5 separate regions of the Mus musculus genome follow, and all the other regions are linked to region 1. The links are chromatin loops, found by intact Hi-C in ENCODE. Cell type or tissue: left cerebral cortex. All regions are shown on one strand. Links, peaks and the distances in the headings refer to the core of each region. The heading gives the core; the rest is flanking DNA.

Evidence for each region. Peaks named below come from ENCODE experiments on the same cell type or tissue, not always from the same donor. Only the 100,000 strongest peaks of a DNase experiment are listed, where the experiment ranks them.
Region 2: a loop joins it to region 1, with 3 times the contacts of the local background. A loop is called at or near these places in 11 of 42 quality-filtered maps.
Region 3: a loop joins it to region 1, with 7 times the contacts of the local background. A loop is called at or near these places in 16 of 42 quality-filtered maps.
Region 4: it touches region 1 in a loop (2.2-fold over the local background); 3 of 42 quality-filtered maps call a loop at or near these places.
Region 5: a loop joins it to region 1, with 2.9 times the contacts of the local background. A loop is called at or near these places in 13 of 42 quality-filtered maps.

Annotation. Positions count from the first base shown.
Region 1 is chr5:118,328,399-118,334,643 of GRCm38, reverse strand. No RefSeq gene overlaps it. Among named protein-coding and RNA genes, the nearest start is that of Gm46942, 28 kb to the left of the region's middle. In left cerebral cortex, for the core only: CTCF peaks have their summits at 1,048 (motif pointing right), 2,706 and 2,910 (motif pointing left); DNase peaks (open chromatin) are centred at 2,555, 2,928 and 3,138; H3K4me3 peaks cover 1,027 bases; H3K27ac peaks cover 1,622 bases.
Region 2 is chr5:118,419,437-118,425,681 of GRCm38, reverse strand. No RefSeq gene overlaps it. Among named protein-coding and RNA genes, the nearest start is that of Gm30657, 9.0 kb to the right of the region's middle. In left cerebral cortex, for the core only: no CTCF peak of the experiment used is centred there; DNase peaks (open chromatin) are centred at 756 and 3,328; H3K4me3 peaks cover 429 bases; H3K27ac peaks cover 2,372 bases.
Region 3 is chr5:118,734,185-118,740,429 of GRCm38, reverse strand. Med13l (mediator complex subunit 13-like) reads right to left here. Exons shown (of 31, transcript NM_172424.4): 15 at 1,895-2,115; 16 at 1,430-1,635. Among named protein-coding and RNA genes, the nearest start is that of Gm42015, 110 kb to the left of the region's middle. In left cerebral cortex, for the core only: a CTCF peak has its summit at 2,776 (motif pointing right); DNase peaks (open chromatin) are centred at 2,527, 2,755, 4,447 and 5,233.
Region 4 is chr5:118,510,303-118,516,547 of GRCm38, reverse strand. No RefSeq gene overlaps it. Among named protein-coding and RNA genes, the nearest start is that of Gm46921, 21 kb to the right of the region's middle. In left cerebral cortex, for the core only: no CTCF peak of the experiment used is centred there; DNase peaks (open chromatin) are centred at 2,007, 2,448, 2,651, 3,175 and 3 more places; H3K4me3 peaks cover 1,044 bases; H3K27ac peaks cover 2,185 bases.
Region 5 is chr5:118,651,852-118,658,096 of GRCm38, reverse strand. All of the region lies in intron 2 of Med13l (mediator complex subunit 13-like), which reads right to left. Among named protein-coding and RNA genes, the nearest start is that of Med13l, 94 kb to the right of the region's middle. In left cerebral cortex, for the core only: a CTCF peak has its summit at 2,892; DNase peaks (open chromatin) are centred at 1,089, 2,908 and 5,146.

The DNA of each region.
Region 1 (6,245 bases), core at 769-5,768:
GTACCAAGTAGGTTAGGTTAAACTACTTCAGCGTGTCCCTGAGATCCAGCTGTCTCCTCTCCGCTAGCGCTAGACTTATGAGTGTGCCCCACCACCGCAGGCTTTTTTTTTTTTTTAAACATGGGCTCTTGGGGCTTGAACTCAAGTCCTAGTGTTTGTAACTGACTGAGCCATCTCCGCAGATCCTGGCTTTCCACAAATCTATCAACATCTTCCAAGAAGCTGGAGCTGAGCCAGAGCCTCTGTCACTCCCAGACACCTCCCTTTTCATGTGTCTGACCTTCCAGACTCTCATGGTTTGAATATGCTTGGGCCAGGAAGCAGCACTATTAGAAGGTATGACCCTGTTAGAATGGGTGTGGCCTTGTGAAGTGGGTGTGCCCTGTTGGAGGAGGCGTGGCCTTGTTGGAGTGGGTTTGGCCTTGTTGGAGTAGGTGTGTCATAGAGGGCATGGGCTTTAAGATCCTCATCCTTCCTGCCTAGAAGCCAGTCTTCTCCTAGCAACCTTCAGACAAAGATGTAGAACTCTTAGCTCCTCCTGCACCATGCCTGCGTGGATGCTACCATGCCCCTGCCTTGATGATAATGGACTGAACCTCTGAACCTGTAAGCCAGCCCCAATTAAATGTTGTCCTTATAAGACTTGCCTTGGTCATGGTGTCTGTTCACAACAGTAAAACACTCCCTAAGACACAGACCTTTGAATCAGTAGTTCCTTGTGTCCACCACATACTGCTCTTGGGCAAATGAGGAAACTGAGGCCTGGAAACTGAGGTCATGCAGCTGAGTTGTGGCCCCTACAGTCCCTACAACCTCTATCCCAGCTAGGAGCCCAATTTATAGCTGCTTCCTTCTTTATGTGGTGCCAACTAAACTTCTGGCTTGGCTCTCCTGGTGAGAAAACATGATTCTCTATATTTGTAAGGCTGGTGGGCAACAGACACATATCCACATGAGGTAAAGGTGTGTTTCCACAAATCTTGGTGCTCTGAGTCACCAAGCTGGCCTTTACTTTAGACTTATTTTCGTGTTTGCCTGCATGTATGGTGTGTGCACATGTGTGCAGTGCCCACAGAGGGCAGAAGAGGGTGACAGTTCCCTAAAATTGAAGCCGTATATTGTTGTAAGGTGTCATGTGGGTGTGGGATCTGAATTCGGGTCCTCTGGAAGACTAGAGAGTGCTCTTAATCTCTGAGATATCACACACACACACACACACACACACACACACACACACACACTGCCATGACTTTTTTTTAAGCTAGTATCTTATTATGTAGACCAAGCTGGCCTTGAACTCACCATCCTCTTCCTCAGCTTCCCATGTGCTAGGATTACAAGTGTCTGCCACTAGGCCCAGCCAAGCTACCCTGCATGTATATCCAGCCACTGCTGGCATAAGGCATGGTAACCCTACAGTCCATGTTTGCTTATAGAGGCAGAGCACTGCAGCTCAGGTGCCTAGCATGGAAGGAGCCCGGGATTTGTTGTTGGCACCGGGATGGGTGGTATACATCTGTTCCCAAAGAGGAACCAAGCAGGCAAGCAAACAGACAAACAAAAACTAACCGTGGTGTCGCACACCTTTAATCTCAGCACTGCAGTTTAGAGGCGGAGGCAGGAGGATCTCTGAGTGCCAGACCAGACAGGGCTACATAGTTTTCTCAAAAGGAAACAAAAAACAAAAACGAAAAACAACAAAACCCTTCAAAATAATAATTTAAATGCATGAATGCATAAATTGGCACTTTGTCAAGGTCAAATGGGCACTAAGCACTTCGCTGTCTAGCAGAAGCTCTGGGCTTCTTCACCAGTGTGTACAACAGACACTAAGCCACTGTCTCTAGGTAACAGGGACTTTCTACTCTGTCATCTTGCAGGACACTGTCATATATGCCTGTATTAGATGAGCAAAGGTGTTTTTGTGTAAGTTACCTTCCCTTCAATGCTTCCAGCCCTGTGGTGGCCTATGTGGACAACCTGTTGGCTCTCAACAACAGAAGATAGACTTGCTTACCTCCTCCGGAGGTACCCAAGACCCTGCTATAAGTAATCTGTGAGCATCACTCCTGGCGTGGCAGGGTTTACCGTTCACCAGTTATCTACACAGGAAACTGACATTCACAGACATTAAATGCCCATCGCAGGTCACATGGCTCAACGACAACTTGATTTACAGCCCCCACCCCTAGCCCCCACCCTGTCTGGCTGCCCCGGAGCCTATGATGAAGTGATTCCAATAGCGGAAAGTCATGTCACCTCTGTGCCCCAAATAACCAGGCCTGGGCTTGAGACCAAGCATCTCCCTCCGCAGCCACAGTGACCGCAGCAGCTCCCTCAGACGGCCACCTTCACCTCTTTTATTTTATTGTTTTCCCTCGTTTTATTGCCTTGGCACAAGGCCGACGGCAGAGGGTAGGCAGAGATCAGAGTCCGCCTCTCCTCTGGAAATGACTTCGGAGTTCAGCCCGCCCTCCTCCCAGTGTTTGGAACCTAACGTTCTGGAAAGTGGATCGCAGGACGGATCGCTGCCGCCACCGCCGCCGCTGCTGCTGCTGCTGCCGCCGGCGGCTTCCGCCACCGGATCTCACTTAAGGGCACAAAAGCTGGGAAATTTCAGAGCCAGTCTGGCCCAGAGGGTGGAGAAGAGGACCTGAGCTCTTGAGCCAGCCTTCAAAAGAGTCTCCCTGGCTGCAGGGAATACGGAGACCACCCGCCGGCCAGCCTGCTCCACTGCAAACAGGAAACCCCAGAGTTTATAGATGACCCCGTTACAAGGCAAATGTTTTGGAACAAATTGTTCATTTAAGTCCTTGTTTTCCACTAGCTTCTCATACTGGATTCCCCCCCCCTCCCCTTTTCCTCCAGCCCACTGTCCTTGTTAAACCAGGGCCGTGGCGCCACCTGCTGCCCATCCTGTGATGACAGTAGCGTCTCCAGTGGGATTCCGGGGCCCTGGGTCCCTCTCCCCACCTCTCAGATGGATGGGACGATAGTCCCCCTCATCCTGGCCCCCGGATTTGTGGTTAAGATCATGAGCCAAGTCGCTGGAGAAGTGCTCTGTGGCTAGGTGACCTGAGACTCCCTGTCCCCATTATTCATCCTCAGGGACAGCAGGGCTCCCACGTGCAGAAAAGACAAACCAGATGGTATCACCAGGCAAAGCCCGGGCTTGGTTTCCCCGCAGGCAGCCACACCAGCATCAGCTAACCACGTGACTCCGCGGCCTCCATTTCTTTCGGATTCCACAGTAGCCCCTAAGGCAGGTGGGATGGAAGGTCGCGCGTGGGCCTGGCGGGCAGTACACGCTCTTTCTGCATGTCCACTTGCCCAGTCTAGACCTCGTGGAAGTGATATATTTATCGCCACAGAATGAACAGGAGCCCCAAGTGTCTGGAGATGTACGTCAGCTGATAGAGCACTTACCCAACATGCATGAAGTCCTGGGTTCGATTCCCGAATGTCATATAAACAGGGCATAGCGGAAACATACCTATCTTCCTAGCACTGGGAGGTAGAGGCAGGAGGATCAGAAGTTCAACTTTACATAGCTTGATGTCAGTCTGGTCTCAAAGAAGGAAGATACAAAGAATAGAAGCCACAAGAGTTCTGGGCCTGCAGCCTGACATCAGCTCCCCCCCCCCCCCGCCCCTCCCGCTCCCCAAACCTCGGGCAAATTGTCTTCCCCCCCCCCCAAGCCTCAGTTTCCCACGGTGTGTAAAGAGGCAGTAATAGTCACTAGATCTCAAGAGGTTGAACCGCGGGGCTTAGAGACAATCTGTGCTTGTCATTCTTCCTGAAGGGGAAAGAGCAATTAGCAAATGGTTTGAGGAGGGGCCAGTGAAGGAGCAAGTTCACATCCAGGAGTGGGTTAGTGAGAATTCAGTCACCAACTGGGCCTTCTCTGCCTCACCCAGATACTTTGTTTTACTCCTTGTGGAGGAGCTCTGACTGGCACCTCGGTTTATCTATCTGTCCGATGGGCACAGCGTCTGTCCATTCGACCTGCTTCTTAGAAACGTAACAGGAATCTATCCAGTGATTTATATGAAACTGTTTAGGGATTTTTTTTTTTAAAGAATAAAAGAAAGGAAGATGGAAGGGCAGGAGAGAGGAAGGGAGGAAATATTTTTCTTCATTTAGGGTATCTCCATGTTCCTGATTGCTTTGCTGTCATGCTCCAGAGGAACTGAGGACTACCTGAGACAAGCTGGATTCCTCTTGACACAAACTAGGAATCATAGCCCACACCAGCATCAGTACCAGGGACATCTGACAACGCAAAGGCTGAAGCAGTTAAACTCTTTGCTCCCAGTGAAAGTTCCGAGCGCATCCATGACATAGGTCCCCGAGCTAATGCGGGGGACATAAGAGAGTGCAAAGAGGAGGTCAAGTTATTGAGGAAGGGGTCATTACAGGAGAGAAGAGGGCCAAATGGTATCAGGACACTGCTCTAGGCCCAACTCAGAAACTGTGGGGAGGAGTTTGTCTTGGTCCTGGGAGTCCTGGGGAGCCACAGAGGACTGGTAATCAAAGGAGGAGCCTACCCAGAAAAAGAATCCAGACAGCAGCTCGAGGGGTAGAGCTTAACGAGGGCCACAGGGCAATTTAGGGTGACCCAGTACATCTGTTGGTCCTAGATCACATGCTTTCTTGGATCATGGGATCTTCAGGTTTCAACTCCCAAGGTCCTGGAGTAGGATAACCGTTGAGAATGTCACCCTTTTAGAATTATGCCACACAGGTATTCTGGCTAGTGTCCTCTCTTCTATCTCCCCCTCCCCCTTTATCTGCTCTTAAAAATAATCCGTCTTTCACCTCATTCCGTGCCACTTGGGTCTTGTTCTCTGATAGACAGGATAACAGATTACCAAACCAGGGCTGGGTCGCATGCTAGCCTCTTTGTGGTAATATTTGTGCAGCTGAATACAGTGTTTTAATCGGATGGAGTTATTCTAAAGATAAAAATTCTAGCCCCATCCAAGATGAGAGAATTTTTGGGGAGGGTGCAGGTTAGAGGCACAACTATTCGCTCTCAGCATCTCTCCATCTTACCCTGTACAGAAGAGTCTCTGTCTTCCTGGCTCTCAGCTCGCCCACCCCACCCCAACCACACAAGCCTGCAGGATCCTGCTCTGTTTAAATATTCTGTAAATAATGCTGACTGCGGAACTTTGAAGACCGACTTTGCAGAAGCCCCACCTTAGAATTGCAGAATGTCAGAGCAGAGGCAGATGTTTCCCTTGCCTAGCCAGGGTCAGAAAAATACAAGGAACCAGGGCTGCCCCTTTCTCTGCTATGGGGCCACAGCAGACATTACTAATCAATCACCGCACTGTCTCTCTGAGCTGCTTTAGAGCCTTAGAATCCTTCCAGGTGGCCCAAGCAGGAGCCGCCAGTGCTTGAATCTAGAAATCACTGCTATGCTAACGTTTTATTGAGTACATTTGCTATGTTCCTTCATCCATGTTTCTTTTTGTTGTTTTAACTACAGTGGTCAGGCATTCAGTACCATTCAGGCTAGACCATCCTTGTTGGAAGGCAACTGTCTTGGGCATTGTTGAGCAGCACCCTGGGTTTGTATGGACTAGATACCACTGTGAGCCTTTCCCTAAAAATTGTGACAAGCCTGCGACACCTCTGGCTACTTGCCAAGTGTCCGCTGGGTGGGGAGAAGATGGGAGCAAGTTTGCTCCCACTTTGTGACGTCTACCTTTTTTGTAGAGGAGAATTCTCAAGGGTTTGTTTTTAATTATAGCTAACGAAGGTGAGGTAGAGGAGAACAGAGATGAGTTAGGATGCGCACAGCCCTTTCCCTCCTACATCTGGGAAACCCCTTGTCTGTGGCGGCAAAATTGGAGTGTAGAACAGTGACCCCCAAGAATTTAAAAAAATCCGAAGTAAACTGCCCCTACCCTTGTCTTGGGTGCCCAGAGGTGAGACACACACACACACACACACACACAGACACACACACACACACCTGGCTCTTTCCCAGTCTGGAAATGGCTGAGCATGGACCCAGCCCCAGGGACCCCTGGCTCTAGCCAGTGGCACAAAGGCTGTTAGAGGCAGGGGCGGTACCACCACTAATAATCCACCCCATCTCCCCAGCGCTGACAAGCTTCTCCCCACCGGATCGGAGGCCTGTGAAAACCTGGCTTCGCCTCCGGAGATTTGGGGGTTGAAATCCTGACAGTTTAGACATACAGCCCCTGGGCAATGTCTCCTTTCGGGGGGGTGGG
Region 2 (6,245 bases), core at 580-5,579, 91 kb before region 1:
GGTGGTACTGACTCCTACATTTTCCATTCATGGCAGCACCTAGCACATAGTAGGTGCTTAGTGCACTTTGGGTGAATGAGTGGAAACCTTGGGAAAGATGGGTGGCAGGGAGCTGGTTTCTGGCAGTGAGGACTCATGGCTAAGCTGGAGGTCCAGTGGAGAAGTGCTGACCTCATTGCTCTGGTTCCCAGCCCGAGGCTCATCCAGAGGCCACGGTGCACAGAGGGAACTGTGTGTACGAGTATTTTCACAGCTTCTCAGACTTCTGAACCAGCAGCCTTCCCAGGAAAACACAACACCCGGGGCTTGCTCCCAGCTCCTCCCGAGGAAAGCAGGGCCAGTGCCCCAAAGAGCAGGCCCTTTGTTTACAATAATAAAGCAAGGTCCATGGCAACCTGTTGTGACATCATGGGAGTGTGAGGTCACAGATCCTTCCAGGGGAAGAACAGGACTCAACAGACACAATGGATTCGGAACTTCCCTAGCCCCACCAGGGTGAGAATGTATAAATGTGTGTAAATATATAAACCAGCTGGTTTCTCTTGTTTTCTTTGCCTCCCTCTTGTTCATTCCTCATTTGTGGAAAAAAATAAAAAAAACAATATTTAAATAAATAAAAGTAAAAAAGAAAAACAACAACAACAAAAACCTCCGAGTGGAAAGCTTTGTCCCAGGAATTTCCTGTTGGCAGTTGTCCAGGGAACTGGGCATACCAACAGTCATGTGGAGAAAAGGGCCAGGCCTGGACCAGAGAGAATGCTTGATCTGCTGGCTTCAGCTTCAGGGCTGGGCTTCCCCATCCTGGGGATGCTGGCATGGAGAATTCCCCCATCCCACTCCCTGCCCCTCCCTTTCGCCTCCCCCTACGACTGGACAGTACATTCTGTTCTTTCCCCCCATTCTGTCTCCTCCTCCTCCCCCTCCATCTCTCTCCATTTCCTTCCAGCTTTCATTTTATCTCCTACTGTCTCTACTGTCTTTGTGTCCCCAACCCCAACCCCTCCAAGGCCCTGCCTCAGTATCCTTCTAACTTTAAGGTCTCTCTCTCTCTCTCTCTCTCTCTCTCTCTCTCTCTCTCCCATCCTGGGCTCATGTTACTGAAACATAGGAACATTTCAGACTCAGGGCATGTCTGTGCAGGAGAGGCTGTGTGACTCCGAGTTGCATGGCCAGGGGTCTGAGTTTCCTGGGTAGGCTCCTAAGTAGCAGATGCACATCATGCAGTCAGGAAACACATGGAGCCTGTGACCCAGGCACCAGGGAGGTGGTCACGACTAGCCACCATCTCCCAAGGCCTGCAAACCCTCTACCGATATGATCTTCCTGGCCACCAAGCCTTGCCACAGAAAGGCAGGGAAGGATCCCACCCCTGAATCCTCCCTCCAACTGTCAGGCTCTACACCAACATTTCCATTTCAGGTAAACTGGGCTATCTCAGTCTCCAACTCAGTCTGTTCTGAACAGCCATCCCCTGTGTGCTCCATGCTTGGCAGTGTTGCTGACCCCTGCCCATTAGATTTTTAGTAGGAAAGTAGCCCTGTTGTGACAACCCAATGTATCTCCAGATATGCCTGAAGGGTCCCCTGGGGGAGGGCAGCCTCCTGGAGTGGGGAGGGGGAAACACCTTTGCTCTTCCTCATCCAAGGCACTTTGATTTCCCCAATCCCCATAGCTTCCCAGTACTATGTGTGTTGTTGTGGCTGGTGGTGTCACAGCAGTGTGGTCCCAGGGTTTTCTGGGCACAGGGTGCGTGATAGTGTATGCCAGGTTGATCCCTAGAACCATCTCTGGAGCTGCTATGTGGCGAAGCCAAGGGGCTGCCCTTCATCATTCCGAGGAAGCTGTGGTCTTCGGCTCCTACATCCCTCGCTCTCTCCCCTGTCCTCTCTGCCTGAATCCACCTCATCCTCCTTCCCACTAGGCCACCTCCTCATATCAGGAGAAGAAACCTTCCAAGAGGCTGGCAAGGTGGTTCGGAGAGTAAGGAGACCTGAGTTCAATCCCTAGGGCCACGCGGTGGAGGATGAGACTGAATACATACAGGTTGACTTCTGATCTCTTTGTAGTTCAGAAATCCCATCTCTGGTGAATTGGCTTTGTAGTGAGGAGAACATGGCCTCTCTTGACAGTAGGGCTTGAGGGAAGCTGGGAGTTCCTATGAGAAGAGCCAGAAGCTGAAGTAGATGGGCCGAAAGAAGCCCTTGGGGACTCCCCAGTCAGTTCTGTATTGTGCCTGGTGGGCCCCATTTCTCATTGCTCATGTTCAGTTTAGTCCAATAGGGTCAGGCCATCATCCTTTCCTACGGCCGGCCGGCCAAAATTGGCTGGTGAGCATGCCCGGGGCCTCCTGATGGTTTAACGATCACATTTGGAGCAAAGGGAGTTTGGTGATCTGGGAGCATGGGGGACCTAAAGCCCTGAAAGACAGAGCAGAGGACCTGCTGTCCCCAACTGCCTCCCACCTTCCAAGCCTCTGACCGTGCTGATCTCAGTCAAAAGACTTCAGACTTCACAAGGGACACCCCCCCCCCGGGGGGGGGTTGGCACTTGTCTTTTGCAGAGCATGTTTCCAGAGCTCTCAGCTTGCCCTGAGTGGCATGGCAGATAATGAGAACATAGCCACAAGAACCTGGGGGAGCAATCGAGCCTGTGGCTCTCACCTCCCTCTGAGGACATCCACTCTGCTTCTGGTCCAGGGATACAGAACAGTCCTGGGAGCTTCCAGGCCCGGAGGAAGATATCTGGGCATCCTAGTACCACTCAGCTCCATTCTGCCCTTGACCCACAGAAAAAGTGAACCATGCTGGGGAGGACTGGAGGAAGATTGGCCATGGGATCTTCCCTAATGAAGTCCAGATGGGTGAGCACGTGTGTACACGTGCGCACGTGTGCTAATCCTCGTGTGCCCCACCACGGGCGGCGCATGACATCTTCACCCTACCAGCTCAGCTCTGAGGTCCGTAGGCATGTGCTCACGTGTGCACACGGCAGGCATGCACAGCCGCTTGGCATGAACCACGTTGGGGGTGCCACTTGGAGCAGGAACGATTTAATGTTCCAAATTGGGGCAGCAGTGGGGTGTGGTACCACGAAGAGGGTTGGTCAGAGCCAAGTCAGAACTCTTTATAACATTCGAGGTATCCTGCTTATTCTCCAAGGGTAAAGAGACCCCCGCAGGGTCTGGGATTCTGGAAAATCCACAAGTAACCACCTTCCAGCCAACCACCTTTCCTGACACTTCCCACCGGCATGCCCAGATGGTGCCTGAGATATAATCGCCACGTAACTCCTCCCCTCCCACCCCCCAACACACGCCAAGGCTGCAAGCCATGGAATACATTTCAAGCCACGCTGTAAACTGTGCTTTTGGATGTCATTGAGCCCTCCCGTGCCAATGACATCACAGTTTCCATGGCAACTAATATAATTAACATGAGGGAAGGTGCAAGGAGAAGGGAAGGCAGAGAAGGAGACGGGTAGAGTCCAGCCTGGAACAGAGAAAAGAACACGGGGTGCAGGGAGGGCAGAAGGACCCATAAATTCTTCTGCCACTTGTTAGACCGGCCCCCTGGACGTCACCCCCCCCCCCCGCCTCGTGGCAGGGTGGGGGTTGTGGAGGGTGAGCTCTTTGGCAAGCTCTGTCTCCTACAAAAATACAGAAAGGGCTTTGTCCCCTCTCCAGTTGCGGAGCTGACCCAGAGGAGCAAGCCTGCCTCAGGTGGGGCGAGAGCTCCTCTACGCTCCTTGGCTCTTGCAGGGTCTGGTGAAGCCAGGGCCTGGTGGGGCTTTCCTAGAGCCCAGCTGGGGATATGCATACTCCTATGGGAACACAGGTGACTGTGAAGTTGAAATGCTTGAACAAGAAAACCAGTGTTAGATTTTTCTTGCCCCTCTGCTAGAGGAGAGGTTGCAAGGGTAGAGGGCAGGTATGAGGAGAGGGGGGCATGAGTGGGATGAGGGTGCATGATGTGAAATATACGGAGGATCAATAGAAAGGTTTTGGTGTTGGTTTGTTTGGTTTTTTTTTTTTTGTTTGTTTGTTTTTTTGTTTTGTTTTGTTTTGGTTTTTGGTTTTTGGTTTTTAGAGACAGGGTTTCTCTGTATAGCCCTGGCTATCCTGGAACTCACTTTATAGACCAGGCTGGCCTTGAACTCAGAATTCCACCTGCCTCTGCCTCCCAAGTGCTAGGATTAAAGGCATGCACCACCACTGCCTGGCAGAAAGCTGAAAGAAAGAAAGAAAGAAAGAAAGAAAGAAAGAAAGAAAGAAAGAAAGAAAGAAAGAAAGAAAGAGAGAAAGGGAGAAAGAGAGAGAGGGAGAAAGAAAGAAAGAGAGAGAGAGAGAGAGAGAGAGAGGAAGAGAGAAAGAGAGAAAGAGAGAAAGAAAGAGGGAGGGGAGGGGGAGGGGAAGGGGGAGGGGAGGAGGAGGGAGAGGGGGAGAGGGAGGGAAAGCCAGCACTTCAGGTCACAATAATGACCCTTTACCCTTAGCTTGGTGCTAGCTTCCTGTGAGCCACGTTGGTTAAGCTCAGCTCTGGGACTGTTATTATTATGATGATGATGATGATGATGATGATGATGATGATGATGATGAAGATGAAGAATGTATGTGCATTGGTGTTTTGCCTGCATGTGTGTGTATTTGAGTGAGATTCTCTGATTCCTTGGAACTGAAGTTACAGACAGTTGTGAGCTGTCACATGGCTGCTGGAAATTGGACTTGGGTCCTCTGAAAGAACAGCCAGTGATCTCCTGAGCCATCTCTCCAGCCCCAGGACCTGTTTTGGTTTTTGTTGTTGTTGTTGTTTTGTTCTTTTAAGGCCCTGAAAGGACCATGTCTTAAAGGTTGGTGTTATTAGGAGATAGTGGAACCCCATGGGAGGTCTTCAAGTCAGGATCATGGTACTCCAGGCCTTTGCTCCCCTCTTCTGCTCCCTGTCATAGGCAAGCAGTTTCTTCCCCACTGCCTACTCTCATAGTGTGTGTAGATTAGAACCCTTAACTCCAACCTTTTCTATTCACAAGACAACTAATTTGGTGTTTTTGTTTGTTTGTTTACATAGCAACAGAAAGCTGACTAACTGGCACTTGGCATTTCATTCCCAGTCTTCTTCTTCTTCTTCTTCTTCTTCTTCTTCTTCTTCTTCTTCTTCTTCTTCTTCTTCTTCTTCTTCCTCCTCCTCATCCTCCTCCTCCTCCTCCTCCTCCTCCTCCTCTTCTTCTTCTCCTTCTCCTTCTCCTCCTCCTCCTCCTCCTCCTCTTCCTACTCCTCCCCTTCTTTCTCCTCCTCCTTCCTCCTCCTCCTCCTTCTCTTTCTCTGCCCCCTCTTCCTCCTCCCCTCCTCCTTCTCTTCCCCCTCCTTCTCCCCCTCTCCTCCTCCTCCTCTTCCTCCTCCTCCTCTTTCTCTTTCTTGTTCCTCATCTTTATTTAAAAAGAAAGAAAAGAAGATTTATTTGTTTTTATTTTGTGTGCACAAGTGTTTTGCCTGAAGGCATATAAATGTGCTTCATGTATGCCTGTTCTCAGAAGAAAAGTATCAGACACCCTAGAGGTACAAATGGCTGTGAGCTGGGAGAAAACACGGGTCTTCTGCAAGGGCATCCAGGGCTCTTAACCCCTGAGCCACCTCTCCAGGCCCCTTTTCTTTTTTCTGTTTGCTTATTTTGAGGTAGGATCTCACTATGTAATCTTGACTGGCCTGAATCATGTTATGTAGACCAGGCTAGCCTTGAACTCAGAGGTTCTGCCTCCCAAAAGTGCTGGGATTAAGGGCATGTGCTATCCTGCCCTCCCCAACTACTCACCTTTTTTCTTTTATCAGTGATGGGGTTTCTTAAAGCCGAGGCTGGCCTCAAAGTCACTCTATAGCTGAGGATGGCCTTGAAGTCTTGATCCTCCTGCCTCCACCTCTCAAGTGTGTGGATAACCTGCATATGCAACTGTGCCCAGCAGTGATTCTGGCCCATAAACCTGAGGCCAGGACTTGACAGAACACGTCTTCAGAGCATACACATCCGAATGGGACCACGGCTTCATTTCCACAATGAACTTACTGCATAGCGGAGACTTAATTGGGGATGCCAGAGTTTACACTGCTGGAGTGACTGACTGGGTGTGTCATGGGACTTCAAAGAAGATGTCTCTGTGACGAAGAGATAGTCAGAGAGGCAATGGCAGATCTGGGCTGAGGAACAGGGTGGGGTGTTAAAGTGGATGGTCCTCCCCTCCTGCCTTTTCTCCTCCCT
Region 3 (6,245 bases), core at 701-5,700, 410 kb before region 1:
ACAGTGCAGAGCTGTGCTGCCTGCTCCATAAAGCAGGTCTGGGACCCCAAGGCTAGTTTTAAGTGAAGCAGAGCTAACAACAAACTAGCCACATGGTAGGGGTCAACGCTGACATCAGACCACGACACATCAGACCGTAGGGGAAAAGGTACCTTCCTGTAAGCACAGGCTCTGTAGCAATGCCAGCCTAACCTCTGCTGCAGAGGGCACAGGGCAGGAGTGAGTGATGGGTATAGTGACAGCTCAGAGCATGACGACTACCAGAGCCTGTCCAGAGAGTCTGGGGCTGAGGCTGCACAGCTAGAGCCCAAATGGAGCTTGGCAGCAGCCAGGCCAACCACTTGCAGGGCAGCGGCACAGTCCTCTCCCCTCCCCACCGTGGTCTGCTGCCACTGGCTGCTGGAGCTTTCCCAAAGCTCTGGGGAGAGGGAGCCCACTGTAAGGCGTGGGAGACCCAGGTGCAGCACCCTTCAAGCCCAAGTAGCCATTTTATAAGGCAGAGCTGTCACACGGCATGGTGGTGCTAGCTCCCAAATCCAGGGTCCTCCTGTCATTTTTTTCTACCCAGTTCCTCATTCTGACACTGACTATGTAAATCACTGGCGTCTGTCACAGACATGTGACAAAAATGAGTCCTGAACCAGAAATTTGTTTTACTTGTTCCTAAGGCTTATCTTTGAATTAGTGGTTAACATTTTAAAATAAGACAATATACATATTCAATCTCCCTGCCTGACAACTGTCCCTAAGAAGGGGCATGTGCTGGAGCCCACTCATCTCCACAGTCCCTGCAGTGAAACCGAGCAAAACACCTGCAACCTGCACTTGCTTGCTTATCCATCCACACATGCATGTGGCTCAGATGCACATTTGCATTCGCAAATTATCTGAATAAGAGGTTCTTTCTTTCAAAGAAAGCGGAGTCTGCACTGCTGGTATAAATACTGTTTCTCCGGCAGGTCGAGACAACCAAGTTACCAGCCATGTCTACCTTTACTTTCCCCAACCACACCTCAACCTGTTACTGCTTTACCTAATTGTAAAGTCCCACACTGAAACCATTACCTTACAAATCAAAGCTCCTCCCACTACCCACAAACATCAACAACTTCAATCAAGTGTAGATTCTATGGCAAACACCAGCTTAGAATCACACACAGCTCTCTAATCTTAATTTGTATACAAACATGCAAGTGCGCACAAACACACACACATACATACACACACACACACACACACACACACACACACACACACAGAAGAAACATTTAAAAATAAACACACAGACCCGCACAAGACAACATGGTCAAAAGGAAACTAAGCGAGCAAGTGGTCTCAGAGACTGAGCCACTGTGGCCCCGGGACGAGTCTGAGAAAACAGTGAGGTGCTATCACATATGGTAAGGGGTAGGTAGAGTCCCACACATACTTGTAGCCGTCTCTAATAGAAGAGGCTGCAGGGGGCATGGGCAGCTGTTCCATCTTAGGAGGGACCGCCCATGAGGGCCGGAACAGACAGGCGTCAGGTGTCTTCAGAGGCAGCAGGCAATGGCTCGGCAGCGTCTTCAGTGGAGCAAACATGGAGGATCCCACGAAAGGCTGGAACTGCGGCACTTTGTGCACATAGGAAAAGTCCTGTGACAATGAAATGGGGTTGGCTTAATGCTGGCAAACTAGAGCCAGCCACGGTGGCTCGGTGCTTCATAAAACCCAGGCACAGAACCGACTGTAATTCAATAGTTCTCTCTAATAAGTAAAAAGAAAAATCTGATGCCAAAGCTGTTGATGGAGTGACTTCTACTGACAAGCTCCAGTTTCAATGGTCCTTATGCACTCGTGTGTGTGGCCCACTGAAAAGCACCCCAGCCCTGGGGAAGCCCAAACTGGTTATTACCTTTATCTCCTCTGGCTTGGGGCTTCCTAAGCCATCTTCCACTTCCATCCTAAACTCCGTGAGGTGTGTGGGGACCATGCTGACCACGGGACTCTCCATCATGCCCAGTGCAGTCACTGTCTCTGAACTTACTCCATCTTTATAGTTCATCACAGGAGAAAATGCAGGGTGCTGTTCCAATGACGGAGGGGTGGGGAACATCCTTTGCAAGTCTGCAACTGCTAAAAACAAAATTAAAAGTGCATCTTAACAGCAAGATTCCTCAAAGCTGAGACAAGCAGCCAGGCACAGCAGTGTCCACACAAGGCTAACAGAATGTCAAGACACAGGTCACCCTCAGGCGGCCACACTCCCGAGCCTCCCCCTCTCAAGGGCTGTATGGCATGGTGTAATGCTAATGCAGTGAGCAGAGTCTGCAGAGCATGTCACTTTCTTCCAGTAACTGATCCAGAAAGAGTCAAGAAGAAAGTGAAAGCAATCCAACTACATTATATATTATCAAAGTCTATCTTCATCTGCAAATGTTTATGAAAGAGTAGAGAAAACAGAATTGATTTAGAGCAAGGCTGGGGTTGGTGTGACTGAGTCATAGTCCTGCTGTCTGGGGAATGACTTCATGCTGTCTCTCTAGACTCTACAGGTGCTGTCAACAGGACAGGGTACACAGTGGCCAGAAAACAGTTTACAGTCAGAGTCTAGCAAGTTGGTGCACATTCCTGCCTTCTGTTCCCAGCAAGGAAGGAGGAGGGCTTAGAGAACCCTGTCCTCACAGAGTCGGTATATCCAATAACAAACAGTTCATGAACTGGTGAGAGGCTGAGTCTCAAAGCAGGCTGTGCCTAATACAATGCAAGTGGAGGTTACAGAGCATGGCCACTAGGTGGTGCCCTGTGTTTGGAACTAGGAGTTTATGATTGTTATTATTACTTTTGATGTCCTCCCCATTTCCATAGCTAATGCCTTTCTTAAAGCCCCAACATTTAACTAAGCACCTAGCCCTTAAGCAGGAATTAATATGAAACAATGAACTTGATTATGCAGATTGTGACCTGGCTGCTGCCTCTGGCTGCATACTCTCCAGGGTCCACATCCTCCAGGCAGAGCTCAGCTGTGGCTGGGAAAGATCCTTCCTCAGTGCCTCATCCACCAACTAGCAGCAAGTCTCCCTTAGATATATAACAGGCTTGCTTGCTTTCCACCAGGACAAGAAAGCTTCCAAGAGCTCACTACAGGGAGGGAGCAAATGGACACCTGGAACGGGGGTCACAGGCAGGGGTGAGCGACCTTTCAGAGCCTTTGCCTCTGATTGCTGGCTAGTAGTAGGATTTACAACTTGAAAATGCCTGCAACTAAGAAGGCCAGGCAAGGTAACTATTGGAAACTCTATACACAAATTATTGACTCTAAAGCAAGAGAAAGGTCTCCAATCAAATCAATGTATTTTATTTCAAACACAGGGTAAGATTACTGTAGGGTACAGGCTGACTGGAGAAATGTGCACTATACCTCTAACATTTCCCCAAGCTCAAGAGCAGCAGCTCTACTCTGTTAACATGGAATTAAAGCAGAATTCTGAGAGTCAGAACAGTGTGCTTCAAACTATGGCAAACCAAATCAAGGCTTTAGAGAAGGAGTCTCTATCTGGGGAGATGAGGGCAGAGTGGACAGGAAGGGCTGGAAAGAAAAATTCAACAGGGAACAGTGAAACGACGTGTGTGTTTCCAGAATGGACTAACTTAATGGTGGCAAAGCCTTTAATCCCAGCAACTCTGCAGTCTCAGGAGGCAGAAGTTGGCAGATCTCTGAGTTCAAGGCCATTCTAATCTACACAGCAAGTTCCAGGGCAGTCAGGGCTACACAGTGAGACCTTTCCAAACAACAAAAAAATTACAAAAGCTGGAGAGATGCCTCAGCAGTTAAGAGCACTGGCTGCTCTTGTGGAGGACCCAGGTTCAGTTTCCAGCACCCACATGTATGGCAGCTCACAACTGTCTGTACTCCAACTTCAAGGGATCCAAGGCTTCCAAGGGTACCTGTACTGTGAGCAAGTACACAGACACACCCACACACCCACATCCATTCTCTCTCTCTCTCTCTCTCATACACTCACACAATTAAAAATAATAAAAATAAAATCATATTAAAAGTTAAGACACATAAATAAATAGCTTTGTTTTAAATTTCCTGTAAGAATCATGGTAAGTTTATTTCTGCTGAGGCCACTTGTCTCACTAATGCTATAAAAAGTTACAGCCTCGTGTTTTCAAAGCCTCCGGCACCCTGCTCACTTCCACAAAGACAAGATAGAATTTCCGTTGCCACAGGCTCACTTTAAAGTGCTCTCCACATTCTTACCATCAAATACTGCTAAGGGAGGCCTACTGTCAACGCCACCCACACTGTAGTAAATAGCCTCACCCTGCACACTTACAGAGAAGGCAGGGCTCAGGTGAGCACCTGGCAGCACATGGTGCCCACCTCTCAACTAGGAGTGCAATGCCATGAGAACAGTGCTCAGACACACGCTCTAAGAGCAGGCCCGGGCAACTGTGCACGGGGAGAAAACAGCGAGTCTGGATTCAGATGCCAGGCAGCCATGGAGCCTGGCCAGCACTTTGCTGCTCCTAGAAAAGGACATGGGCAACTCCATGCAGGACTCAAGGGCTGAGCCCTGCTACTCCTTCCTCTCGGCCTTTTCCCGCTCTCCGCCCACCTCAAACCACTGGCTTCTTTCTCAGGATCCTCCTGCCTCAGAGGATAGAGCAGAAGCCCAAGCACAGAATTAAACACTCCGAATGGTCCAACTAACATTTTGTTTTGTTTTGTTTTCCCTTAAGATTCATTCTTAGAAAAAGAAAAGATATAATTTTAAAGAAATTCATAGGCAAATGGTCTGCTCACTGTATTGATCCTTCATTGTTACATACACAAATTAGTAATATGGAATCTTTTCCTTTTACCTGTATGCACTAGCTACAAGTGGCTACTGGGAATTCAGAACACAACAGAACTGGAACAAACTGACACAAGCTGTACACACAACACACACAACTCTAGAGCGCCCCGGAAGTGCTCTATGACTTCTTGTCCTTGGCTACATTAGAAATGACATGTGATGCATTCATTAACAAAACTCCTTCCATGGGGTGTCCTAAGTAGATGTACAAGTGTTGCCCCAGTTTGCAGTGTCTTGGATTCCGTTGGGCGGTGCCCTGGCAGATGTTATATTCATAGCTCACCACAGTCAGGAAGGCAGAGCAGAGACGAAACAGGGTGTGCTGCTTGCACTGCTACAGTTGAGGAGGGAGCACTGGCTCAGCACTGTGTCTGTGTCTACGTCTGCATCTGTGTGTCTGTCTGAGTCTGTGCCTGTGCCTGTCTGTGTCGGTGTGTGTCTCTGTGTGTGTATGTGTCTGTGTCTGGCTCTGGCCCTCCTCTCCCCTCCCATTACAAATTCACTTAGGTCTTGCCTTGGATGGTGCTGGCTCTTTACCTCAGTGCTTATTTTAACTCATTACTGCAGCCTGTACTTTTAAGCATCAGATGCTGAGTCCACTCTAAAGCAATCGCCTTTTAAATAAAAATGAAAGACTAGTGCACAGTCTAAGGACCACCCTGCAGGATGGCTACAGTGAGTGGCCAGCCGTGGCTATGTCTTCATATACTGTGATGTCTCCTGCTGTATGCACTCATGAAGAAACAGAAAGGACTGTCTTATTAGTACACGTGTAAGTCCTCATCTGACCAGCCCTGTAAGTCCATGTTTCTTTCATGTTAATTAAAAACCCCTACAGTGACTGGCTGGCTATCACTATCCGTTTCCTCCCATGGCATGCTTGAGTAAGAAGCTGTGGATCCACTTACACTGTCACGATCCAATCTCTGCACGTCCCACTTCTACATCTGAGCCAGTCAGACTATATTTACGGAGTCATAAAACGTTCTGACTCGTCCTGTGACACAGCGGTTTTCCCCTCAATTTGTTCTCAATAACAGCTGAAGAGAATGAACAGGAACCACAGGGTGATGTGCAACGGCCTGTGTCTCCCTCAGGGTCTGCAGGGCCACCCTGACTTTCCTCTCACTGCGGGTCTGTTTCCTTCAGGTAAAGACTACACTACTGACCACCCCCCCCCCCGGCCCCCGCGCCCCCGTGTGCATTAGCGGCCTCAATAAGAAACCTTAAACTGCATGACAAGTCCTGACAAACACTCATTATCTGTAAGTCAATTAGAATGCTGAAAGAAGAAGAGTTTTCTGTAACTTCTCTGAAGTTAAGTGTGTTGCTTGTGACCCACTGGGAAAGTGACCTCCGACAGAACCTCCGGCCCTCGAAACTGAGTGTAAACAC
Region 4 (6,245 bases), core at 407-5,406, 180 kb before region 1:
GGCTGTGGCTTTTTAGAACTGACTTTTTCTCGATAAAGCAAAGGCCCAGAGGGTGATTAGGTGGCTCCGCAGATATAGCACTTGCCCCACAAGCAAAAGGACCCAAGTTCAATCCCCAGCATCCACGGAAAGAAAGCTGGGCATTGCTGTAATCCCAGCACTGAGAAGGCCAGACAGAATGATCTCTGAGACTTCCTGGTCATCCATCAGAGAGCTCCTGGTTCAGTGAGGAGAGAGGCAGTTTCCAAAACTATGGCAGAACTGAATGCTAGTGCGTGCCTTTGATCCCAGATTCCAGCACTCAGGAGGCAGAGAGAGGCAGATGGACCCAGGCCAGCCAGATTTACATAGTGAGATCCTATGTAACCCTGTTACTACATAGCCTTACATATATATCTACAGAGTATTACCCTGTGTTATCCACATACACACACACACTAGTGCACACACACGCAAACACGTATGATGACGGCGCACATTAATAATAATAAAGCAAAGGCCTGGATCATATCTCTCTCTCTCTCTCCTCTCTCTCTTTCTCCCCTTAGGTGCCTTCAGAAACAACCAACTGCTGTGCAAATCTGTCTCATTGTTCCTCCCGAAGCTGTTGGCGACAGAAAGCCTTAAAAGTCAGCCTGAGCTTGCATGAAGCCACCTAGAAGTACTGATTTCCAAGCCAGCAGTGAGGACCTTGTGGTGGTTCCTTCTTCCTGGGTGTCTTTGCTCAGAACATTGCCTCAATGACCCTTTCACTAACCTCCCCCTCCCCATAGAAGGGGCATGTCTCTTCCACTCAGTTAAAAGTCCACGCCCCCCCCCCCCCCCAATGAGCCCAGGTCATATTTCAAACGCCTTGACAAACCGCTCGGTACCAGGAGCCAGTAGAAGGGGGGCCTTTAACACCGTATTTATTTTGACTGGTTAAACAGGCTATGGCTGTAAAGGAAACAGCTCTCAGAAAAGGAGACCGCCTGGCCGACTCGGGGCTCACTCTTTCTACCCACACACACACTGTTTAAAGCATTCCAGAAAGCCTGCCAACTTTCCTGGCACGGCTCTTATTTCTTTACATGCATGTTGCATTCCATCTGGTTAATGCGCCATTCTTGGATTCTGGCGAGGGCCTAGCAAGGTGGCATGGTGTGCTCAGGCTTGTTCTATGCAAAGCAGGGTACCAGCCAGAGGGAGCTTTGGCGGGATGGGGGGAGTTCTACCTTCCTTAGGCACAGGGGTGCCTGGAGTCCCAAAGACAAGAGGGCAACTGCCTACCCAGCTCTCTCCAGATGTGGCTGAAGCCCTTCCTTTGTTTTTTTGTTTTGTTTTGTTTTTTGTTTGTTTGTTTGTTTGTTTTTCTTTTAGTGGTGTTAGGGATCAAAGCCAGGACTCTGCACATAACACTATACACTACAGTGCTCTATATACATTGAGCCCTGCCCCCAGCCGAATTTCAGGTTCAGTAAAGTCACAAGTGAGCCATCCCTTGCACTTCACTCTACCCAGAGAGTTTAGGGAGATGCAGCTGCTCTGCCTCCTCTGGTACACAGCCAAGAATATACAAGGAGGGTGCGTGAGGCTAATGTTAGGAAGCCACATTACTGTTTACAAATGTGAGTTTGGTCCAGAGGCATCCCAAGGACCGGGATGCGAACACCTAGGTCTGATGGTTTCAGACACTTAAGAGAAAGGTTCGTCTCTGTATTCATTTAGTTCTCCAGAACCACTGAGGACGTGCTGTGATTTGGATCCAACACCATAATGCATGTGGAAGACAGGAAAGCCAGGTTTTAGATACTCTCAGAACATCTGGCGAATTCAGCTTTTAAAAGGGGGCAGGGGGAGCGAGGGGAGAGAAGACAGACCCCTTCGGAAGCCGTTGTCAGGTACTGGGTATCCAAAAAACATTCTCCGGGTTGACTCAAGTGTTCTCGCCTCCCTCCTCCCCAGTGGAATAGGAATAGAACCCATGAGACTGGTGAGTTAGGAATTCAGAGGAGAAAATTGGCTCTTGGCACCGCGAGCAAAAACATGGAGGTCTCTGCCTGGACGACGCGTCAAACGCACGTCTCTCAGAGTCCCGCCTGCGGTGCGAATAGAATGCTCCTGTTCTGAAGTGGAATTACTCACCTGGATCCGGCGCGAGTGACACGGCACCGAGAGGTTTAAAAAAAAAAAAAAAATCCCGGTTCCTAATGAGAAACAGCCGCGTGCGGAATAAAATTAGTGTGAGTTGTGTAATCCCAGCTGGCCAGTTGCGAGAACAGGGAGGAGGCAGGAGGCGAGGGAACAGGCTCTGGAGCCCATCCTGACCCTCTGGGTTGGAATTTCTGAGTCTCTTTGCCTTGAGTCAGAATAGGAAACCGAACCCTGACCGCGCGCTTCTTTTTATAGAATCGAACTTTCTTGCCAGCTTCCTCCGGAGCGCGAGATCGTCCCTCTTCGTCTCTAAACAATACGCCAATCATCAGATGTGAGGAGAGGGAGGAGGGGCGTAGTGTTCTGGGAGCATCAGACAGAACCCAGGCCCAGGGCCCAAGACAAACACCGAGCCCCAAGTTTGGCTTCCGTACCAGACCTGGTAAATACAACATGTTTTTACAGGTTGAGAAATTGTCTGGCTCGTCTCTGAAATTTTCTCTCTTTCTCCCACTTCTTCTGACTTGGATCTCAGCGTTCTGTCAGCGTTCTGCCTCGGTGTTGGCCAAGTTCACGTTTGCCAGTTGCCGAGTGGATAATAGATGGTTTGTAAGATTCGTAATCTGTTGGGGAGACGGAAACTCAGACAGCCAGGCAGTCGTTGCCTGTGTGATAAAAATGACTCTCATGAGTTTTTACTTGGCCCGGCTGGCCAGGCTTGTACTGAAGGACAGTGGGAACCAAATGACTTAATGCCCAGTCAATCACTGCCTCAGCCACTCTGACCGGGCAGCCCACCGGACACGCCCCCCCCCCCCGCGCGCCCCCCATAATCAGTTTAGAGTCAATTCTTGCTTGTAAGGGAGGCTGGAGTCTGCTGGCCCAAAGTGTGAAGTCGCTGGTTTAAAATAAAAGGAAAAAAAAAGAGAAAGAATTCTCATTAAAAATGGATTTTTGTTGTTAAGTGTTTTGAGGCCAGGAACAGCGAAGTTGGAGGAGATCCGTTGCCAGAAGCTAACAGCTTTTCCAACTTTGGGTTCCCAGTTCCACTCTGGCTTCTCATAATTGGGTCTCAACGGTGCCAGGACATGTCATAAACTACCAAATTTGTACAACAATATATTGACACAAGTGACTCTGTGTAGCCTGAACTTAAAGGTAGTGGGGGTGGGGTTATGGACTGTCCCTACTGGCATGGCTCCCTAGGGTCACCTGGGATAATTACCATTCCTGGAGTGGTGACCACTGTCAGTCAGACCAGTTTGCTGACCTGCTTGGATCTCACAGAGTTAAATTGCTAAGAAAGCCATCTTGCCTTCTAGACCTGCTTCCCTGTGGTCTCCCCTACCAGCTTACCTCAGAAGAGGGCTAAAGGGTCAACTCTAGCAGGAACATTCCAGCAGAACAATCCAGCTGGCACCAGAGCCCCATCCTGGGGGTGGGGGCTTCTCACCTCCAGTTATTTCTCCCTCACAGGGGTCAGGGGAAATCTTCTATGAGTTCTCCAGCAGAGAAGGGGTCCCTCCTGCTAAAGATTGAATGTGTGTGTGTGTATCCATGTGTGTATATTTTGGTTGGTATATGTCTCTCGGTGTGTGTCTCTTTCTAGGTGTATTTATTTGTGTGTGTCTATTGTGTGTGTCTCTGTATATATGTGTGTCTCTATGTGTGTACTGTGTATTTCTATGTGTGTCTGTGTATGTGTCTGTTTATGTATGCGCATGTGTATCTTTATGTATTTCTCCCTCTGCATGTGTGTCTCTGTGTGTATATCTGTGTATATGTATATTGTGTGTATATCTGTGTATGTGTGTCTCTATGTGTTCAGTGTGTGCATGTGTGTACTGTGTATATATCTCTGTGTATGTGTCTTTCTGTATGTATTTCTGTGTGTATATTGTGTGTATATCTGTGTGTCTTTGTGTAAGTGTCTCTGTATACAGTGTATGCATGTGTATACTGTATATATATATCTGTGTATGTGTATGTGCATGTATATGCATGTGTATGTCTCTCTGTATGTATGTATCTGTGTGTGTCTGTGTGTATATTTATGTGTGTATATTGTGTGGTGTGTGTGTGTGTGTGTGTGTGTGTGTGTGTGTACTTCCCCTGCCATTCCTCAGGTGCCATCTATCTTGTTTGGAGATCAGATCTCTCACTGGCTTTGAACTTGCCTAAAAAGCCAGACTGTGCAGCTGGTGAGCCCCAGGAATCTCCCTGATTCCACCTCCCGAGTACCATGGTTACAAGGGTACCCACCACTCCTGGCTTTTTATGTGGTTGCTGAGTATTGAACTCTGGTCCTTATGCTTGCCCTGTGAGCAGTTTACCTCCTGGGTTACCACCTCTAGCCTGCCTCTGAGCCTTTGTTTATTCTGTTCCCTCTGGAGAAACCTTCTTCTGTGCTACTTCCTGTGACTCACTAAGAGCTCAGTTTCCAGGCTGATGTTTCATGGAAGCCTTCCCTGACCCCCACCCCCACCCCACCCCACCCCAGGGGGACTGGATTCCATGTCAGCATTTATCAAAGTTGTCACTTAAAACTTCTGTTTCCTATCAGGTGAGACAGGCACTTTCTCACACTGCATAATGCATGCATGGGTCCTGTGGGGCTCATGTTCAAAATTTCAGGTTCAGATTCAGCAGGTCTGGGATGGAGCCTGGGGCTCTATTTCTAACCACCTCATAGATGCTGCAGATACCAATGGGTAAGTCCCATAGCAATGGCTGCACTCTCTCCATTGGAGTTGTACAGAAGGAGAAAGCCCAGCAGGGAAAAGAGAAAAATTGAGTCACTGTCTTTTCAGCTTTCCTGGGGACACTGCTGCCTCTAAAGAAGCCTCAGTGGGGAGGCCTTGGGGTGGGGGACAAGGCTATTTACTGAACCTTTAGACCTTGGGGTTGCCCAGTTCACTTGGTGGCAGATTGTTCTGTGAAAGTGATGTTATCCAAGTTTCTGTGATTAGAGCAGCCCAGGTCCCTCAGTTGCAACACCCACAAAATGTCTCCAGGCCTTGTCCAAATCCCCTGGGGTGCAGCCTCACACCCTGTTGAGAGTTCCTGCCCTAGAGCATTAGAATGCCTACTCCCAGAGGAGTTACAGGGTTAAGGATTTAGGAGGCCATGGAGGTATCTATAGCCAGGGTTGGGGCTGTCACTCAGTGAGCAGAGCACTTATTTAGCATGCAGGGGACTCTGGGTTCTACTCCCAGCACTGAATAAAAATGGGCGTGATGCAAGCCTAGCACTTGGGAGGTGGAGGCAAGAGGATCAGGAGTTCAAGGACAGGCTTGGCTACATAATGAGTTCAGGGCTAGCCTGGGTTGCATTAGAGGCTGTTTTGTTTTTAAAAACACATTGCTGCTGACCGGTTGTCTGCCCAGTGTATCCCTGTATATAAGGCGGAGCCACAGAATGTTTGTTGATTGAGCGAGTGAGTAGGAAAAACTAAGAATTACGTTTGGCTGATGAGTAAGTCAAATTCTGCCATCCCCCCTCCCCGACCCCCAATCCTTGCATAGCCCCATCCTCTGGCTCACTCTGCTCCACTCCCCCACAAACCCAGCAACACTTAGTGGGCCGGTTGTTCATAAGGCGTCTTTTTTTTTTTTTTTCTTTTAAATGCAGCATTTTCTAGAGCAAGTATCCCTTTGGGGGGGGGGAATAAAAGCGACTTTCACTTGAGATTTTTTTTTTTTCTTAAATGTCTCTAATGACTAAAACATCTTACAATATCCAGAGGATTACACTTGTTTAAAGAAAGAAAAAAAAAGTCGGGGGGGGGGGGGGTGGAGGCGGAGAGAGAAACCTCCCACTTTTAGCAGAGAGAGTATTTGGAGATTGTATACCCACACATATTTTACAGGCAAGATCATAAAATAACAAAATTAAATTTTCAGATTTTTTTTTAAAAATCTCGGCCTTGTAGATAAAGTGCCAGATCCTAAGTTGGAAAAACAAAACAACTACAAATATAACCACCACCACCACCACCACCACCATCATCACCACCACCACCACCACCACAACAACAATATCTGTTACTCAAGTACACTGGGAATTCCAGGAGGAAAACCAAAAAAGATCACAATAGCTGCAGGATTGTTGCT
Region 5 (6,245 bases), core at 486-5,485, 320 kb before region 1:
TCATGAACATTTTACTTCCTGAGCAAAGTTCAGCCCAGGTAGGCAAGGTATGACAATCGCTTGAAGTCAGAAGACAACCAAGGGGAATGTCAGTAAACATAACGGAGAGCTGCCTTCAAGCAACTGTGTTAGAGAACAGTGCTCTCCTTCCAGACTCATCAAGGAGAGCTTAAGCCATTAAGCCCAAACCCCTTTGAACACATACGGAATTTAAATAATAGTCTGAATAGGAGAATCTCAACTCCAGATGTTGTTAACACTCTTCCACACCCTGCGCAGCCTGTGTCACGTGAAAGGCAGCAAAGCCAGGGATACAACGGCAGCAGCATCGCTGAGGATTGGTCACTTCTATGCAGCAACAAAACCCATTTCCTTAGGAGGGAGACACAAAGAATCTTCACTTTATGATAAGGAAATTAAGGCAGTAAATTGTATGGCCATCAGGGCCATAGGTTATCAGATGCTCTAGAATCATGAACTGATCCGTTTGAGGACCTGATGTTAACGGAATTATAAGCCTTTGAATGTTCCAATCAGAAACTGAGTCTACGAAAGCCAAGAAAAGATTCTCAGGAACCCAAATTGCAGTAAAATCCCAAGGGGAAGGACTTGAGGATCTATTGGTAACCCCTAATCATACTACTAAGTGCACTGGAGATGAAGTGACAAGCCCGCACTCAGTAGGGCTACTCTGCCTTCACTGGGGTCAGGGGACTTCAGCTGTGGACAACTCACAGAGGCTTTCTTGTGCACATAAAAACTGACCTTTAAATAGTAAAAACTTGAAGAATGCTGGATACCAAACTCTGAAGGTAGCAGGAATGCAAACAGACTATTATTTAAATTCTGTATGTGTTCAAAGACAGAGCAGTCTGACTGATGCACCAAGCAAACGTTCTCAAACACTGCAACTCTCTAGCTTCCTTACAGCCTAGACGCGGAAACACTGCTTCTTGGGAGCTGATGCAGTCAGCGCACAGCAGACAGTGGGTGGTGAAGTCTGCTAGGAACAGGAGGACCCAAGAATCTTCTGGGTGGTCCCTGGGTTCCCACCCCAAGCTCTGGTCCAGGAGAAGCAGACAGAGCTGGAAACTGCTTGCATCCACTTCTGGGGATTTATGGCTCAGTGCAGTGGGTGGTGAGCAGAGCCACTGACTTCCTACAAACACTGTGTGTGGACACCAAGTTAGCTCTGGGGAAGCTCACTTAATGTGAAGTATGACTTGCTAAGCTGTAAATCCTCAGAAATCATCTGCCAGACTGTGACCCGCGCGACGACGGTGGAGCACTGGGGAGCAGTACCTGTTCTACCCTGTTTACTAAACCAACTCTGAACCAGGACGGAGAGGTTTTGACATGAACCAAATCTCTGATCTAGGATGCTTCTTTCGGATTTAAAGGGAAAAGGAAATATTAAAACCAGACTCAATAATGTGTGTAAAGTTATCATGAAGTATTATTTTGAAAAATATTTCTCAACTGATATCACTCTCCTTCAGAACAGGAAACATGGCGGTCATTTGTTTATTTCATGCGGTACCGGGAAAGAGTAGAAAGCCGGGTGGGCATGCTCTGCCATCTGCTGAACAGACATCTTAACCCTGGCAGCTCTCGCTGGCAGAGAGGATAGCTATGGTTAATGTACATACATTTTTGAGTGTTTTATTGATGGTTTTGTCTTTTGCTTTTGAGACTGGGTCTCTCTATGTAGTCCTGGAGCTCACAATGTAAACCAAACTAGCTTGACCTCAAACTCACTGAGCTCCTCTGCCTCTGCCTCCAGAATGCTGGGAGTACGTACACCACGCCTGGCAAAACAATACTTTACAATTCGATTGGAAATGAAGTATGCCTCAACAGGAAATCTTGCATACCACAAGCAAAGCTGCCTGTTTCCAAACATGCTGCTCTCTCATTTCCTTCCTTGATTTGTCCTGGAGCACTGACCACAGGCTGGCTCACCGTCCAGCTTAGATGAGAGCTCACTGCAAACCAGAGTTTCCCCGCTTTGTTTCAAAGCTGCATGCCCAATGCCCAGAACATTACTCAAGGAAGCGAGCATCTGAGAAATATCTAAGCCCTTCTTTTGGCATGGGGCTGGCATTGCTATTTCTGATACAGGTGACTTTTAGTACTCCAGCTAGAGTGACACTGTCACTGGCAGGAATGTGACACTACAGCAGGTAGAACCCAAACTGCTTTGTCCCTCTGAAATGCCACTCTTGGCAATATTAATTAGAGGAGCTTCCTGGATAAGGGCATGTCTTGAGGTGAACGGCAAACCAACCTACTCAGTTCTCACCTGCTGGTAAAAGGAATGCAGAAAACGGATGATCACAAGAAGCAGTCCAGAACAAACCCTCAGAGCAACTGTCTTCCCACACTGGGGCAGTCAGACGTGCCTGTGATTCCTTGCTGTCCAGCAGGAGCAGTAGCTGCCGTGGCACAGTTGTCACAGTGCAATCCCGTCACCTCACACACTGCTCTGCTACTCTACCACAGCTCCGTTTACAGAAGAGCAATGCCTGCTGTCCTGTTTGCTTCCCTTGTCTGCTAATTGTTTTCCTGTTTGTTTACTGTGTTGTTTTAAATGTGTCCTCTACCCATCCGAACATAATAACCATGAGAACAGACAGACAATAGGGCTGATCAAAACAAATACATATCCATTGAATTGAATTTAATAGAGATCAAGATGTCAATAAAATTAATCTTCAACTCACAACCTTATTTCTATACAATTCAATTAACATGCTAAGTATCCATACAGGAGCCTAATATGAGGGCAATTAAATAAACCCCAATTAATTTGCTACCATTCTGTATTCAAACCATTATGGAGGCTGGAGGCCAGCTGTGATCACACACATGAAAGGAATGCAGGCAAGCAGCAAACATTAGGTGGCGGCAGCACACTGTATTATGTGCCTCCTTCTTCACTTGTAGAAATCTGACCTATATAAACAGGATACACAAAGAGCTTTACATGTAAAAAATATGAATGGTCTAATACGGAAAATATATAAATAAAGTTATCCCTTAGTAACCAGGTTTTCCACATTATTTCTATAAAAAGGAAAACAGAACAGAACAACCCGATTGACCAGTGCCAGTGAGTGTGGCAATTTTCTGTACCATCTCACTCTCCATCTAAGCAGCCAGCTTCACCTTCACGATGGAAGACCATGCCTGCTTCTCAGCATCCTAGACACACAGCTTTGCGGGCCACATGCACTCACCAGCATCATCCTGCCTGCTGGCCTGCTTCACTAGCAGCCTGGCCAGTCGGTCGGTTGGTCGATCGGTCGGGCTCGGTATGGTGGCTAAGGTCTCCCAATTCCTCCACTTGGAGCCCGCCCATCACTTGCAGCTCAGCACAGCTCACTGAACTGTCTCCTGACACCCAGCCCACCCCTCTTCTGTTCTCTCGAAGTTAGACAGAGTAGCTCTATGGCTGTCGTCCTCTCATCCTGAAGCACACTGAGAATTGTGTGTCTACCTTGCAGGGGACTCTCCTGAAAGTAGAAGGTCTGGAAAGTTCAGAATGGCAGTCACACCCCTGTGCTTGGCTCTCCACACCACCCTCTAGCATACGACATACTTTATGCCCGTGGCTGACTTCTTTATCAAACTCCCCTACTAGAGCTTAAAATCCACAAATCAGGTTCAGATTTTCGCTTGGCTTCATCCCCAGGGCCTGGTAAACAGTGGCACTCAAACACTTCTGAGCAAATGTTCCCTCTTATCAAACAAGTACATCTAGAAATAGGGCTGTAGCTGCTTGGGGCTGGCCAGACATGTGGCTACAGATGTTCAAGGTACCTGAGCTTCAGAGCGAGACCCTACTTCAAAGGGAAAACAACCAAAACCTCCTACTATTATTGCCACTTGTTTTTTAAGGTCAAGCTTGCACAATTCATATATCCGTGTACATAAAAAACAAAATGACACTTTTAAAGCAATGATTATTTAAATCAAGTCTGTCATCTTGTTCATCACATGCTGGAATATTCTGGGTTGTTTGTTTGTTTGTTTTGTTTTGATTTTTAAGTAAAACCTCTCTTTACTGTGTCTTTATTGGAAGTATGAACATCCAAACTGTTTATTCTTCACACATACAAATGGGCCTTTCCCTGCCTGCTAACATATTAGCTCATTTGGTGGCAGGCTTTGCCAGTGGGTTCCGACTACTTCAGAACTCTACTTTAGAATGAACAGGTCTGTTCTTGGCCAGATAAGTCTAAGATCAGCACTAATGGCTAAACTCTGGACATAAGTGGCTAATACCAAACCACTAACTACGGCTTGCCCACACTTAGTCTGTCCTCTGTCCTGTTTGCGGCTGGTAGAGTAAGCACTTAACAAGAGGTGACAGTGGTGACATTCTCAGCATACAGGACCTCTCTAACGCCCACAGCCCCACTAGGTTACAATTACCACAAGCTCCCTAGAGGATGGCAGAGAAAGCATCTCCTGAGTACATCAAGGGACAGCTGGCTCTGGGGCCATACACTTGAGTGTCTGCTTTCTCAGACTGTGCAACAGAACACACTTCAAAGAGAATCTTGCAAAAAAAGGTTGGAGAAGGGCTTGGGGTGTGCTTCTTTGCTTGCTTGTTTGGGGGTGGGAGGGTCCTCACATACCCAGGCTGGTCTCAAATTCCGTACACTACTGAAGATGACGCTTCTTAATCCTACCTCTACCTCCAGAGTGCTAGCTGATTATAGGCATGCATCACCATACTTGGTTCTGTGAAGCTAACTGTAGAGCTTAGGACGCTGTCCAAGCCTGGAGAAAGTTCATTTGGGGTTGGTTTGGGTTTTTTTTTTTTTTTTTTTTTTTTTTTGGTTTTTTTCTTTTTTTTTGGTTTTTTTTTTGAGACAGGGTTTCTCTGTATAGCCCTGGCTGTCCTGGAACTCACTTTGTAGACCAGGCTGGCCTCGAACTCAGAAATCCGCCTGCCTCTGCCTCCCAAGTGCTGGGATTAAAGGCGTGTGCCACCACACCCGGCTTGGTTTGGTTTTTGGAGAAAGACTAAAGACAGATTTAATGGATGCTGCGTTCCTCCCCGCTGGGTGTCAGAGTGAGTAAGGCAAGTGTTACTCAGCCACATCAATGCACACTGAAAATAAAGCCACCGTGCTTCCCTTTGGGAACACAACGCACGAACAGACTCTGCAACTGTCTGCTGGTCACAAGGCTAAGTGAAAGGAACCGATCAGCAGAGCAGGGGACGCGGGCCTGCTGCTTTCCTGGGCATCTCTGTGGACAGGTGTGGGTGGGTCACAGTCCAGGGCCACTGTAGTCACCAACTGGAAACTGTGACGCAACACAGAAGCAATGCTCTAAGTCAACCCACTTAGGTGTTCAGTATGTCCTCAGAGCTGCTGATGCTAATGGACTTACACCTACTCCTTGGGACAGATTCACCGGCATGATTCTCTGGGACACATTTCCTCTAAAACACTTCAACCAAACTGTGTATTAAGTGACTTTGTGGCTTGCATTAGATTTATAAACATCATTACACACAGGGGAAAGGGCTGGGGGGCAGGGGAAAGAAGATGAAAACAAACCACAGGGCAGACAGCCCAATAACAAACCAGTACACTCTTTGGTTTATAGTCTATCTTGAGGGTTGGTCACAAATGGTTTGTAAAAGTTACAAATACTAAACTATGTGCCTATACAAAGACTATTTTCAAACAAGAAAATAAAGAGTAACTTTTATCTCTATAAAAGCAGGTTATTGGTTGGCTTTCAGAGACCACACACATATACCTCCTTTCAAATCCCAATTGCTCAGCCAATGCTGCACAAGTTAATAGAAGCCAGGTGACTGCATAGGGCAGCAGAGCCCACACAACACAGGGGTTTCTTTGCCCACTCTCTCGGGTTCTAAGCGCCTGACTGATGATTTTGGTGGCCCACTGCCACAAGGGCTCCATGTTCCACTCAGATGGGCCACACTAACAGTCTGGGCTACTTCTAAAGAAGGCCTGGCACTATCTTCCTGATGCCTAACCCAGAGTCACACACCGAGGACAGCACAGTCTGACCTGCTGAGAGTGTAGACTCGGTGGCCCACATTTCCCTCTGCTCTTCCTTAACTGTCACAAAAACCCTGGTAGTGACTTCAGCAGCCTTTCTGGAATTCTGGGTGATTATTCTTGTCCCTAAATGAAAACACCTACCCCAAACATGGAAGTCTTGTCCAAAGCATCTTCGGTATAAATCCTCTGTGC